Regions from separate parts of the Homo sapiens genome. Here region 2 is linked to region 1. The links are chromatin loops, found by intact Hi-C in ENCODE. Cell type or tissue: psoas muscle. All regions are shown on one strand. Each heading gives the region's core, and the rest is flanking DNA. Links, peaks and the distances in the headings are about the cores only. Region 1 has its middle 61 kb from the start of C4orf51. Region 2 overlaps ZNF827 (zinc finger protein 827).

Region 1 (9,742 bases), core at 1,870-6,869:
ATTTTGACAAAGGTGCCAAGAACATACCTTGGGGGGAAAGATGGTCTCTACAATAAATGGCACTGGGAAAACTAGATATCCATATGCAGAAGAATAAAACTAGACCCTTATTTCTCACTATATACAAAAATCAAATAAAAATGGATTAAAGACTAGTATCTAAGATCTCAAAATATGAAACTAAAAGAAAACATTGGGAAAACTCTCCAAGACACTGGAGCGGGCAAAGATTTCTTGAGTTATACCCCACAAGCACAGGCAACTAAAACAAATATGGGCAAATGGGATCACATCAAGTTAAAAGCTTCTCCACACCAAAGGAAACAAACAAAGTGAAGAGATAACCCACAGAATGGGAGAAAACATTTGCAAACTACCCATCTGACAAGGGATTAGTAATCAGAATATATAAGGAGTTCAAACAACTCCATAGAAAAAAAATTATAATAATCTGATTTTAAAATGGGCAAAAGATTTGAATACATATTTCTCAAAAGAAGACATACAAATGGCAAACAGGTTTATGAAAAAGTGATCACTGATCATCAGAGAAATGCAAACCAAAACTACAATGAGATATCATCTCGCCCAAGTTAAAATGGCTTTTATCCAAAAGACAGGCAACAACAAATGCTGGTGAGGATGTAGAGAAAAGGGAACCCTAGTACACTGTTGGTGGGAATGTAAATTAGTACAACCACTATGGAGAACAGTTTGGAGGTTCCTCAAAAAACTAAAAATAGAGCCACCATATGATCCAGCAATTTCACTGCTAGGTATATACCCAAAGGAAAAGAAATCAGTATATTGAAGAGGTATCAGCACTTCCATATTTCTCACGCCACTGTTCACAATAGCCAAGATTTGGAAGCAACCTAAGTGTCCATCAACAGATGAAAGGATAAAGAAAATGTGGTAAATATACACAATGGAGTACTATTCAGCTATAAAGAAGAATGAGATCCAATCATTTGCAACAGCATAGATGGAACTGGAGATTGTTATGTTAAGTGAAATAAGCTGGACATAGACAAATTTGACATGTTCTTACATATTTGTGGGATCTAAAAGTTAAAACAATTGAACTCATGGAGATGGAGAGTAGAAGAATGATTACCAGAGTCTGGGAAGGGTTCTAGGGGGTTAGGGGGAAGTGGGAATGGCTAATGGGTACCAAAAAAAAAAAAAAAAATGAATGAATAAGACCTAGTATTTGATACCACAACAGTGTGTCTTATAGTCGATGATAATCTAATTGTACATTTTATAATAACTAAAAGAGAATAATTGGATTGTTTGCAACACAAAGGATACATGCTTGGGTGATGGATACCCCATTTACCCTGACGTGATTGTTATGCATTGCATGCTGCATCAAATTATCTCATCTACCCCATAAGTATATATACCTACTATGTACCCATTAAAATAATTGTTTAAAGACAAAATTTTTCATTTTTTCTTTGTTCTATTTAATATAAAAACAGATTGATGAAAATGTATGAAAAGAAAAACTAAGGGTCAAAGATATCTTATTAATCAGAATGAATACCTCCTTGCTCACCTTTTCTACAATTAAATAAATGGGCATAGCAATAGATTATCACCATAGATCATCACCATACTATTCGTCAAGGTCCCATCTCTCTTTTTTTTTTTTGAGACAGAGTTTCAATCTGTTGCCCAGGCTGGAGTACAGTGGCGCTATCTTGGCTCACTGCAAGCTCCGCCCACTGGGTTCACGCCATTCTCTTGCCTCAGCCTCCCGAGTAGCTGGGAATACAGGCGCCTGCCACTACACCTGGCTAATTTTTTGTAGAATTACTAATTTTTTTTTGTAGAATTGCTAATTTTTTGTAGAGACGGGGTTTTACCGTGTTAGCCAGGATGGTCTCGATCTCCTGACCTCGTGATCCACCCGCCTTGGCCTCCCAAAGTGCTGGGATTAGAGGTGTGAGCCACCGCGCCCAGCCAAGGTCCCATCTCTTTATGGCATCAGACAATAGACATAGTAGCAGCAATAGTGAAATATTCAAGAGTTGGGGTTACAATTAAATGGGCAGAGTAATAATTTCCTGCCGAAGGACTTAACAATTTGGTTTATCTGCCTGTGGATAAGAAGCTAAATGTGTACACGAATGATTTTGTATCACAGGATCCTTTGTTTAAATATAAGCCCTTCACATTACCCATAATCCATTGCCACCCTCATCATTATTCCCTATCCCTTTTCTTCAGAGCCCAAAGTTTCCATCCCAGTTGAACATATTCTAAAGCAAGTCCCAGCCTACCTTACCAACCATTTCTCCCCCCAAGATTCCCCCTCCACGCTAACCATGATCAATGTCTCCCTCTCTTTTTCATTTATTATTTAATGAGCAACAAATATATGGAAAATCGTGTGTTGGCAGCTGATAAGGAATGGAAATAAATAAGATACATTTCCCAGCTTTAAGGAGTTTACTAACCAATAGAAGAAATGCGTGTTTGAGCATATGCATTATAATACAAGGAAAAATACACATAAATTGCTGTGAAAATATTGAATAAAGAATGACAGATTCTAACTGTGGTGGGAGGAGGCATTATGGAGGATGTAGCATGCAAGCTGCAATCTAAAGAATGAGTGGGATTTCCATACACAGAAAAATTGGGGAGGGCATTCCAGATTGAGAGAACAGCTTGAGCAAAGGCAAGAAGGTGAGAAATTGCTTGGTGGATTCTGTTGTGCTAGAAGATTACAATGAAACCAAACAAAGACAGCTTGTGTAGGGCTTCAAATCCCTGTCAAGGAGACTGAATGCCTAAACTACTCTGTAGTTAGTAAGAGCTAACAAAAAATTTTGAGGCGAATGGCATGAATTAGATCTGCATTTTAGGAAGATAATTCTAGCAGCACTAAGAAAGTCCTATGGTTTGAATCTCCCAAAGTTCATGTGTTGAAAACTTAATCCCTAATGTAGCTGTGTTGAGAGACAGTACCTTGAAGAGGTGATTAGCTCATGTGGTCTTTGCCCTCAGAAATGGATTAATGCCGTTATCACAGGCATGGCTTTGTTATCTCAGGAGCAGGATCTTCATAAAAAGATGAGTTAAGCCCGCTTCCCCTTCTGTCTCTCATGTGTTCTCTTGCCCTCCCACCTTCTGCCATGGGATGATGCAGCAAGAAAGCCTTCACAAGATGCTGGCCCCTTGATCTTAGACTTTCCCACCTTTAGAACCATGAGCCAAATAAGTTTCTGTTTATTATAAATGATATAGTCTCGGGTATTTTGTTACAGCAACACAAAACAGACTAAGACAGAAGGGAAGACTCAAAAGGCAAAAAAGACAGAGATGAGGTATGTTCCAAATGTCCTAAACTGAAGTCATCATCTTCTCCCTTAAATCTGACCCTTACCATGTATTTCTTACTCCAGTAAGGGCACACCTATCCTCCAACTTACCTAACCTATAAAACTTGGGGTCAGCTTTGTCCCCTTCTAGCTCTCCTACTTCTTTTTCTTCCTCTTGCTCTTTGGATAGTTAATCCATCAAAGAGCTCTGTTTATTTTATCTGCCAAATATTTTTATGACTCTCTCCTGTCTTTTCCACTCTTAACATCCTTGTGCAGATTCTTAGCATCCTCACCAGGTGGATCACAATAGTTTCCTGTCTAGAAGAAAATGCTCTGGCTGGGCGTGGTGGCTCACGCCTACAATCCCAGCACTTTGGGAGGCCGAGGCGGGTAGATCATGAGGTCAGGGGTTTGAGACCAGCCTAACCAACATGGTGAAACCCCGTCTCTACTAAAAATACAAAAAAATTAGCTGGGCGTGGTGGCGGGCGCCTGTAATCTCAGCTACTCAGGAGGCTGAGGCAGGAGAATTGCTTGAACCCGGGAAGTGGAGGTTGCAGTGAGCTGAGATCGTGCCACTGCACTCCAGCCTGGGCGACAGAGCAAGACTCTGTCTCAAAAAAAAAAAAAAAAAAAAAAAAACAAGAAAAAGAAAATGCTGTCGTGTAGAAAACTGAAAATGTATTCCAAAGCTCAGAAGAAAGTTCATGATGAGACTTGTTGGAGCAAAGATGACATTTGAAGACAGTGGAGAGGGTGGTAACACCATGGAAGAAACAGCAGCAGCAGCAACAACAGCAAAAACAAAGGCACCAATGACAGAACCTTAGGAGATGGCTTTAATGGAGGAGAAGAAAGAGGAGGAGTTGTCAACACATGAGAATGAGAAGAAACAGAGAAGCCAGAGACAAGCACAACATTGCTAGAGAACCCAACGGTAGAGAGACTTTTATGTGAAATCATACAGAAGGATGAGTAGAGTGAGGCTGAATCTCATAGCCTGTATCAATTTGATGGCCATTGGTGATCTTTAAGGATGCAGATTCAATGACAGGTTAGAAGTGGAAGCTAAATTCCAGTAGGTTACAGAATGAGTAGATGGTGAGATGCTGGCAACAAAGAGAAAAGTCTACCCTTGTATTGAGTTTAGTACTGAAAGAAATAAAGTTAATGCAGCCAGGCATGGTGGCTCATGTCTGTAATCTCAGCACTTTGGGAGGCCGAGGCAGGCGGATCACTTGAAGTCAGGAGTTTGAGACCACCCTGGCCAACATGGTGAAACCCAGTCTCTACTAACAACAACAACAAAAATTAGTTGGGCATGGTGGCAGGCGCCTGTAATCCCAGCTACTCAGGAGGCTAGGCAGGAGAATCACTTGAGCCTGGGAGGCAGAGGTTGCAGTGAGCTGAGATCGAGCCACTGCACGCCAGCCTGGGCGACAGAGTGAGACTCTGTCTTTAAAAAAATAAAAAAGAAAAGAAAAGAAAAAAAGAAAGTTAATGCATCCTAGCTCTCGCCAAAAGACCCCAAAGCTTTCCTTCTCTCTCAGGGAAATCTAACCTTTTCCCACTCCCTACTTCACATTCCTTTGAAGAAGAGTAAACTAGTGGCATTATAATCTCCAGCCACACTCCAAACTAATTTTCCATATCTTTTTCTATCAAGTCACCCTTTGAAGTGTAGGCCATCCATCTTCATACCATCCCTACTATTGCTGCCCACCAGGACCAGTTTCTGTTAGCCAAATATCCACAGGAAAAGAGGGCTACACAGATAAAATTTAGTACCTCGTCTCCTAAATACAAAGAGTCCAAAAAAGTTTTAAAATAAAAAAAGGTCAAAGGATGAAAAGTCGCCCTACCCCTCACCCCTCTGCTGTGGCAAGAGTTATAAAATAAGTATTCTAGACTGGAAAAATGAAGGATTAGAAGGGAATATGATCAGCCTCTAAGAAAACATGATGGATACGGCCAGAGAGCCCCAGACTCAGCCACCAAATTCCGGAATATTACAGCTAAAAGGTAAACCTTGAAGTTTCAAAGAGATTGTTTATGTTGGAGCCCTGGTCTCTGTTACCCTGACAAACTATCCTTTTCTGATGCATTGCAAGCCTGACCTTTGTGAGGAGGAGGAGGGGATCTCAAATTCTAGGCTGGACACCACTTCAGCCGTGGAGACAGCTGCAGCTCCATAATCCTCCCCACACTCACTGCTACCTCACCAATGGGAAAAAAAATCACCCTCATCAGATAGAATGGGAGGAAAGGTACTGGGTTTTATGAGATAGAAATGAAATAATCTGTTTTTTATTAACTATCATGAGAAAATTATTAGTTCATGCCAGAATCACAAATATAAACATTATCATATTGAAAGCATTTACTCTGAAGGAGACCATCTGGCAAAGCCTTGCAGACCACACTTTGAGAGGCAGAGCATGTGTCGCCATGGTGGGCTCTTCCATTAAAGCGGCAAATCCAGAAGAAGTGAAAATTTAAGGGTTTTGAGGGGAGTACTTTGCAGTAATGACATCTGCTAGATACTTGTCACATGTTCTCTAGAGGTGGACCTGCTTTTACAAATGCTGTTTTATGAAAACCTGTATTTTCAAAACAAGGGGTGGTTATTATTCAGAATCCCTCTCTTTAAAAGTGGGTTTTTCCTTGGGCACTGAATTTCAGAAGGGTATTTATATAATGTATAGAGCATTAACTGTTTAACATAAAGGTTGGAGAAAAGATGAAGGGGACTGTAGGAAACCCGATGAGTTAGGAGCCACAATTAATTACAGATTAACCAAAAATGGAAAATATAGCATTTGAAATTATAAAGTAAATGCATAGTTCTTTTGTAAAATGCAGTTTTGAAAACCTCACATTGTCACTTTTTTTTATTTTTTGTCTTTTTTTTTTTTTTTTTTTTTTTTTTTTTTTGCAGAAAGGGAGAGATAGCTATAATTTGGAAAGCATTTCACCCTCTCTGGATACAGATAGAGCCCTAGTTACATACAAAGTGAAGGAAACTTTACATTCCAGAAAAGAAGAAATGCTGATGGCAACTCTAAGAAATGCCTGACTCCCTTGAAGATCCACGTGAACGGTTTTCACCTGGCTTGCTTCCAATGTCAGCGGACTCTGAACTTAACGTTTGTTTGCATCTTCTGCCTTCATTTGCTCAGAGATGCTATTGCTGGTTGAATACCAGTTCCACGTTGAGCCTTTCCCAGATCTCCCTCCTCTAGGTCACACTGCATCCCCACATACTCAGGCAGAGACTATGCATATCTCAAAATCTAGTGAGAGTAGCAGCATCTAACAACTAGGAGCTCAATAGTTGTCAGGGGTGTTGGGCCTCAGCGACTCTATCTCTACCTTTTAGTCAGGAGAGTAATTCAGATTATACAGGCTGCATATGTTTACTGTCTCATCATATCAAACACTTTAGTGTGGATATTAGAAGTAGAGGAAAAAGCTCTCAAATAATTCAAATCTCCTGGGAGAATTTGGACTCTCAATAATTATTCTATTGTCCTTATACTTTTAAAAGTTTAACAATTGTTTTTAGTGCTTTCTAAAAGATAATACATGCACATGATAAAATAAAAGCCAATTCAATGATTATGTTTCAAGAAGAGAGTGAAAAGTCATAATATGATTTTGTTTGTATCTCCTGCCTTCATTTGTTCAGAGATGCTATTGTTGGTTGAATATCAGTTTGTGTTTGAGCCTTTCCCAAATCTTGACGCTCTGTGCCACACATTAACTTCTATGGGTGGACCAAGACAATCTATGGGATGAATTCCTCAGTCTGGAGTAGTAAACTTCTGGGGAGGTAAGCAGAGCTTCGCATTCTGGATCTCAAGCTAAGAGTCCTAAATTGCTATAACTTTGGTCACTGCACAGTCTTTTCTGACCAAATCTATAATCTATACATGACAACTCATCTGGTGAGAAATTATATTACTAAATGAGTGGACAAAGTATTTGTGTATGCTTCTTATAAGCTATTAGCCATAAAAGAAAGTGTTTAGGTAGGTCGATGACAAATGACTAAGAGAAAGAGAGTTGTAGAGAAACAGCAAGACTTTAGAGCATCTAACTCCATCTCATTCTGTAAAAGAATCTTTCATTATGTAAAAAGAAACTGTAGCCTGGACAGTGTGAGGGAAGGGAAGGGACAAGGACAGAATGAAAGAAGGCTATTTGCCTAATCATTAAAAAAATAATAATTGCTGGCCAGGTGCAGTGGCTCATGCCAGTAATCCCAGGACTTTGGGAGGCCAAGGTGGACAGATTGCTTGAGCCCAGAAGTTTGAGACCAGCCTGGGCAACATGGTGAAACCTCATCTCTACCAAAAATACAAAAAATTAGTCGGGCGTTGTGGTGCCCACCTGTGGTTCCAGCTACTCGGGAGGCTGAGGTGGGAGCATCACTTAAGCCCAGGAGACAAAGGTTGCAGTGAGCTGAGATCATACCACTGCACTCCAGCCTGAGTGACAGAGCAAGACCCTATCTCAAAATAATAATAATAATTGATTATATAATTCATATTAATTTAAAGTAGTCTTATGGTTCAGTCTTGTGGTTTAGTATCAAATCACAGATACAACAGTCCCACAGAAAAAAAATATAATTAACACCAACTTAGGTCTTAGTTTCTTCATAAAACACCAAAGAAGGGAGTGTGTGTGTGTCTATATATATATATATATATGTTTTTTTTCGAGATAGAGTCTCGCTCTGTCGCCCAGGCTGGAGTGCAGTGGTGCGATCTCAGCTCACTGCAACCTCCACCTCCCAGGTTCAAGCAATCCTCCTGCCTCAACCTCCTGAATAGCTGGGATTCCAGGTGCCTGCCACCACTCCTGGGTAATTTTTGTGTTTTTAGTAGAGACGGGGTTTCACCATATTGGTCAGGCTGGTCTTGAACTCCTGACCTCAGGCAATCCACCTGCCTAGGCCTCCCAAAGTGCTGGGATTACAGGCGTGAGCCACTGAGCCCTGCTGGGAGTATATTTTTAATATGCATCCAAAGAGCTTAAAAAGTCTTCTTTACACATTTTTCTCTATCAAGGATGTGCTCCAGCAGGAACCAACTAACAATGAATCTCTCCAAGCCTTACTCTCTTGCTCTCTCTATAACCCCTTAAAATTCCTCCCAACACTCAAGCCACACAGTTTCTTTCCTTTCTTCCTCAGCATTTTACTATACAGATGAATTTAACCTGTCTGGTTTCCACCCCATATTTTAGAACATGAACACTCAGATTGAAAGAGCCTATCATTACCAAGCAGGATAAACTTTAAAAATAAATTCATACATAGTGATATCAAAACAAAACTCCAGAGCATTGAGGTGAAAAAGGCAATCCTAAAAGGTACAAGAGGATACAGAGGATTATCTACGAAGGAGTGAGAGTCAGATCAAAAGGATACTGCTCATCAACCAAAGCAGTCTCAAGAAAATGATGGAATAGCTTAGAAATGCTCAGGAAAAATCAATTTGAACTTAGAGTTCTATAACAAGCCAAGCTAACATGCAGAGAGAGAGAGCAAAATATCTTCTCAGACATACAAGCCCTTAGAAAAATGTATTACCCACTCTGATGGAGAAGGGAGGAAAAGCAAAAGAAAATCTACCAAAGATGTGCTCCAGCAGGAAGAAAAATGAATCCAAAAGGTAATGATGGGCTATAAGCAGTAAAGAAGAACTTATTCATGTTTTATTTTTGTAATTAGAAAGTAATCGTTTTTCAAAGGTTGGGGAGAAAAGAAGATAATAATTCTTTATTTATATTCCATTTTGCCTTTGCATAATATGTCACTATAGTTTGCAAAATGCTTTCCTATAAATTGTCAGCAGCTAGAATCACAGGACCTACAAAAATATGTTTTAAGAGGGCTATGTTAAGACAAATATTAATTCCAATAAAACTTGGAAATGTGATCCCTGAATCTAGTAAGATATTTCTTGCCATGTACACTGGCTGTCTTCTACAATCATTATGATGACAACGTCATTGGGTCTAAGAAGGGTTGATGAACATGAAATTTAGCAGACTTTTTTTTTTTTTAACTCTGCCTACCAAGTTGAACCAGATTATGGACTGGTAGATAAGGAGATGAATGGAGGTAAGAACTATAATAGTTCAGATCGGCTGATGCATTCAAAAGGGACTCACGAGAAGTTCAGACTCTGAGGTTTATGAACTAGAGAGGACTCTCGCCGCCAGGGTGTGGCAGGGAGGCCACTATTCTGCCCAGAAGGCCTTCTAATGACAGATCCTAGGTTCCCCAAAGGCGCCTATTGAGAGGCTCATGGTGCTATTGCCTGTGTCATAGGCCGTGAATTTAGGGCTTGGAATCTCTCACTTGAACTTTTTTACACCATCCCTGATGTGTG
Region 2 (5,000 bases), core at 1-5,000, 51 kb before region 1:
CTCATGCCTATAATCCCAGCACTTTGGGAGGCCAAGGCGGGCGGATCACTTGAGGGCAGGAGTTCGAGACCAGCCTGGTCAACATGGTGAAACCCCATCTCTACTAAAAATACAAAAATTAGCCAGGCGGGTGGTGGGTGCTTTGTAATCCCAGCTGCTCGGAAGGCTGAGGCATGAGAATCACTTGAACCCGGTGGGCAGAGATTGCAGTGAGCCAGGATCATGCCACTACACTCCACCCTGGGCGAGGGAGTGAGACTTAGTCTCAAAAACAAAAAACAAAACAAAACAAAAAAACACATAACATCTTGCCCCTGACTTGGCGTGACCCTGTGAGGACACCCCCAGTACATGGATCTCGAGGGAAGAAGCAGATTCACCTGCTGTCTGCCAGCCACTGACTGATTCTTGGGTGGTCTGGCAGGTACATGTGGTTCAGCAGCCTTGGCTAGACAGCAGAGTTTGCCATTTTTCAAAATCTTCACTTTGGAAGAAGAAATAAAGGTGCCAGTCTGCTTGAAAGCCCTGTCTTTGAAAACTCACTTTTTAACCCATGGTTTCTTGCCAAACCAATATTTGGGATATGGTGTTATGCAGTGTTTTGTTCTGCTGTGGATGTTGCTGGTTTACTTAACAGTAGAAACAGCTCTGTGAATTAGGTCTTGACAAGTAAAAACCTTTTCCATCGGCCTTTACTGGTGTTGGGTATGTATGTGCTATTTTTTTTTCTTCTGAGACAGGGTCTCGCCCTGTCGCCCGGGCTGAAGTGCAGTGGCCTTAACCTCCTGGGCTCAAGCAATTCCCATCCCATCCCATCCTATCCCATCCCCACCCCGCCCAGCCTCAGCTTTCTGAGTAGCTGGGACTACAGGCACACACCACCATACCTGGCTAATTTTTGTACTTTTTGTAGAGACAGGGTTTTGCCATGTTGCCCAGGCTGGTATCCAACTCCTAGGCTCAAGCAGTCTTCCCACCTTGGCCTCCCAAAGTGCTGGGATTGCAGGCTATGTGTGCTTTGAAAGTGACAAATGTAAATATCTCTAGATGTTTTACCTGACATTATCTCCTGTAAGACTAGAATGTGACCACATTTTCAGCTCAGAAGACACCAACAGGACATTGAGGCAAATTCACACGCTGAAAAAGCAGCCATACACTGTTGAAATCAGAATGTGGCACACTTCCAACTGGAGAAGGAGGATCTGTGAGTTCCCATATTAGTATTAAATGCAAAAATCTTTGTTCATGCAACATTAAGGTTACAAATGTTCACAGGCCAAAATCGGGAAATAGCAGAAAATAAGATTCTCATGGTGACATCTGTTCTCCGCTCTAGTACACGTTCCGTAAAACAGTGTATGGTTGAAGACCGATTAGTTCTGCAAAGCCTTTAGTATGTAGTGTGATTAAGAACCTGAACCTCAGCATGTGGGGAGGCAGGGGGATGAGGTGAAGAGGGAGCTGAGCTGAGACTGACTTCCCCCCAGTCAGAGTTTCACTGGAGGACCTTAGGCAAGCAATTAGCTTATCCACATCTCAAGTTCTCTATGAACTAGAAGGAATACTATGCCTTCTTCCAGTTCTCCCTAATTCACCAAAGATGAGGCAAAGATTCTGCTGAGGGAAGGTCTCCAAAGACCTTTTGAGGTTGAACTTTTAACATCAAAGTTAGAGGTAACAGCTTTCTGTTATGGGGTAGGAAAGTGTGATGGTTAATACTGAGTGTCAACTTGATTGGATTGAAGGATGCAAAGTATTGATCCTGGGTGTGCCTGTGTGTCTGTTGCCAAGGAGATTAATATTTGAGTCAGTGGGCTGGGGAAGGCAGACCCACCCTTAATCTGGTGGGTACAATCTAATCAGCTGCCAGCAAATATAAAGCAGGCAGAAAAACATGAAAAGGTAAGACCAGCCTAGCCTCCCAGCCGACATCTTTCTCCCATGCTGGATGCTTCCTGCCCTTGAACATCAGACTCCAGGTTCTTCAGTTTCGAGACTCAGACTGGCTCTCCTTGGTCCTCAAGCTTGCAGACAGCCTATTGTGGACCTTATGATAGTGTAAGTTAAAACTTAATAAACTCCTCTTTTTATATATATATAAGATATATATTATATATAAGTATATATAAGATATATATCATATATATATTATATATATATAAGAGATATATATATATATATCTCTTAGTTCTGTCACTCTAGGGAACCCTAATACAGAAAGGGTGCAGTGTGCACAGGCTGGGACTTCTCAGCCTTGTCTATGTGGAAGTTATTGACATTAAATTACATATGTCATGCATCCATGCATGTTTTCTCTTGCCTATAGCTAGTGGAATTTTAAGCAAATCCACAAATATTTATTGTCTATTATATTTAAGATCTATGTAATGAGAGAGGGTAGGAAGAGACACTTTCCAAGGTGGCCAAGTCATAATGCATGAGAAAAATCAACACACAAACAACCTACAGTAACAGGGCACGTAACTAGAATGTATTGCATTTCCACGCAAGAGTAAAGTAGTCCTGCCATATTTTGCAGTTTATTATTTGATCTTTCTCTAGTTTTATTTGTAGCCAAAATTTTACATTGATTTTTTAATTTAATTTATTTGAATTCCTTTTCAATTTGAAAATTGAAATGGAAGGAAGACATCTTTTTTAAATACAGGTACTTCTTTTGCTCAACTACTTTGGAGTTGAATTATTGAATATTATCTGTTGCTTAAAAATATCCCAAGCCAGGCGCAGTGGCTCAGACCTGTAATCCCAGCACTTTGGGAGGCCAAGACGGACAGATTGCTCGAGCCCAGGAATTCGAGGCGGCAGTTAGCTGTGACCATGCCACTGCACTCTAGCCTGGGTGACAAAGTGAGACCCTGTCTCTTAAAAAAAAAAATTATATATCTATTCCTAGGCTTTTGGATATATATATTTCTGGTTTGTGAGCCAAAAGTCCATTTCTCAATCCTGAAATGACAAACAGAAGTAGCTTAGATTTTTCATTTATTTATATTGACAGTAGTAATGCCATTTCTTTTTTTTCTTTTTTTTTTTCTTATGACAACTGAAAACAATAGGATGCCCTGACTTTCATATACAAATTCAGTAGTTCAAACTCTTTGTCAATAGGAGTAGGAGTAAATTTGCATCAGACCTTCTACACTCTTAACTCCATTCCATTCTATTCTTCAACAGGAACGTTGTGTTCACAGCAGCTAATGAGGTTGTATTTTGATCTGAGGCCATGAAATGCAGCAGCACTTGCCACCTAGGAAAGAGAAACATTTAACACATGGTATTGGCCTCCTTAGCACCAGGTCCAAAACGAGGTCACCATCTCATAGAAATCTTGAGGCCAGAAGCTCAGCCTCAAGGCTATCAGCCTTTATCTACTTTGTCATAGAAAGCAGAGGTTTTTGCAAAGAGGAATGACACATCCCATGGACACAGCTAGAATTGTGTGCAGTATAAGGGAAGCTGTAGAGTACATACGCTTCCTAGTTGGGCATCCTGGGTTTAATCCTGGCTGTCCCTCTTACCAGCTATGTAAGAACAAGCTGATTTCATAATCAATTCTGTGCCTTGATTTGTCTCATCTATAAAATGAGGATAATAATGAGGCCAACCTTAATCTTTTGTTAAGAGAGTTAAATGAAATTATATAAGTAAAACCTGTAGCCTTAGCACGGTGCCCAGAGTAAAATCAGTGCTAAATAAATCTTAGCTATTCGTATGTATAATTCCTCTTTCAGCTATACCTAAATCCAAAGTTTTCTTAACCATTAAAGAAAGTATATGTGTATTCAAATTATTGAGAATGATATAATAGAGATGGCCTATTTTATTTATATAAAAAATAAAATATTTGCCAACTATGCTACTTATTATTACTGGTAACTAATTATCAGTGCTGCCAATCATTATGACATACGTTCACAGGAAAATACTAATAATCCCTTTCCTCCTCTCCTAGCTAACAAAGTGGTATGGTCTAAATGTTTATGTCCCCCCATTTCAATTCATACATTAAAATCCTCACCCCTAAAGTGATGCTATGTAGAAGATGGAGCCTTTGGGAAGTGCTTAGGTCTTGGGAGTGGAGCCCTCATGACTAGGATTAGTGCCCCTATAAAAGAGGCCCTTATAAAAGACCCCTTGCCTCTTCTGCCATGTGAGGGTGGAGTGAGAAAGATGGCTGTCTGTGAGGAAGCAGGGCCTCCCCAGACACTGAATCTGCCAGTGCCTTGATCTTGGACTTCTCAGCCTCCAGAACTGTGAGAAAAACATTTCTGTGGTTTATAAGCCATCCAGTGTTTTGTTATAGCAGCCTGAATGAACTAAGACACACAGTATTTCCCAGTCCTGTGTCTGTGATTCCCTGCCTGAGGAAAAATAATTACATAAACCAACAAACAGAAACTCCCATCATATAAAAACATATAACTGCCTAATCAAATAGGTAGGATTTCTGGATGAAGGAGAAAAAATATTTGTGACCACTGTTGCCTTAAAATGTTAAATCTGCCATCAACTAACAAAAATGTTATAATGTGCTAAAACCCAAGGTCAGGAGAAAGGCAAAGTAGAATAGTTATATTTCCTGTTAATACAGAATTCAATAGGTTAGGAGCAGAGAAAGAGGAAGACTGAAAATTTGAAACTGGATGTAGTCACACAAGAATATTGCAGTGTCTGGGAGCTGATAAGGGCTTTAAGGAAATTTAGAAATCTTTAAAGGAATGATTGATATGATCAAGACTTGTCCATAAGAAAAGAAGACTAGAATAATTGAGGATACCAGTGGATTCCAATCTTAGTGAAGAGAACTGCAGAATCCCTAGAGGCTTACTTGAATAATATCTGGAAATGACTGTGACTTGAATTTTAAAAAGAAATATATTCAGTATTCTAAAAACTCTATAGGTGTGATGCATAGCACATTGCAACATTTCAGGAGTAAATTAACATTAAAATTTTAGTATTTTAGAAAGTCTGGA

Evidence for each region. A loop is a pair of places that touch in the nucleus more often than their neighbours do. Peaks named below come from ENCODE experiments on the same cell type or tissue, not always from the same donor. Only the 100,000 strongest peaks of a DNase experiment are listed, where the experiment ranks them.
Region 2: a loop joins it to region 1, with 2.9 times the contacts of the local background. A loop is called at or near these places in 31 of 110 quality-filtered maps.

The regions. Positions count from the first base shown.
Region 1 is chr4:145,736,771-145,746,512 of GRCh38, reverse strand. It overlaps a transcript of C4orf51 not described here. Among named protein-coding and RNA genes, the nearest start is that of C4orf51, 61 kb to the right of the region's middle. In psoas muscle, for the core only: no CTCF peak of the experiment used is centred there; no DNase peak of the experiment used is centred there.
Region 2 is chr4:145,790,433-145,795,432 of GRCh38, reverse strand. The region is part of intron 8 of ZNF827 (zinc finger protein 827); the gene reads left to right. It also overlaps a transcript of C4orf51 not described here. Among named protein-coding and RNA genes, the nearest start is that of C4orf51, 110 kb to the right of the region's middle. In psoas muscle, for the core only: no CTCF peak of the experiment used is centred there; no DNase peak of the experiment used is centred there; H3K27ac peaks cover 1,413 bases.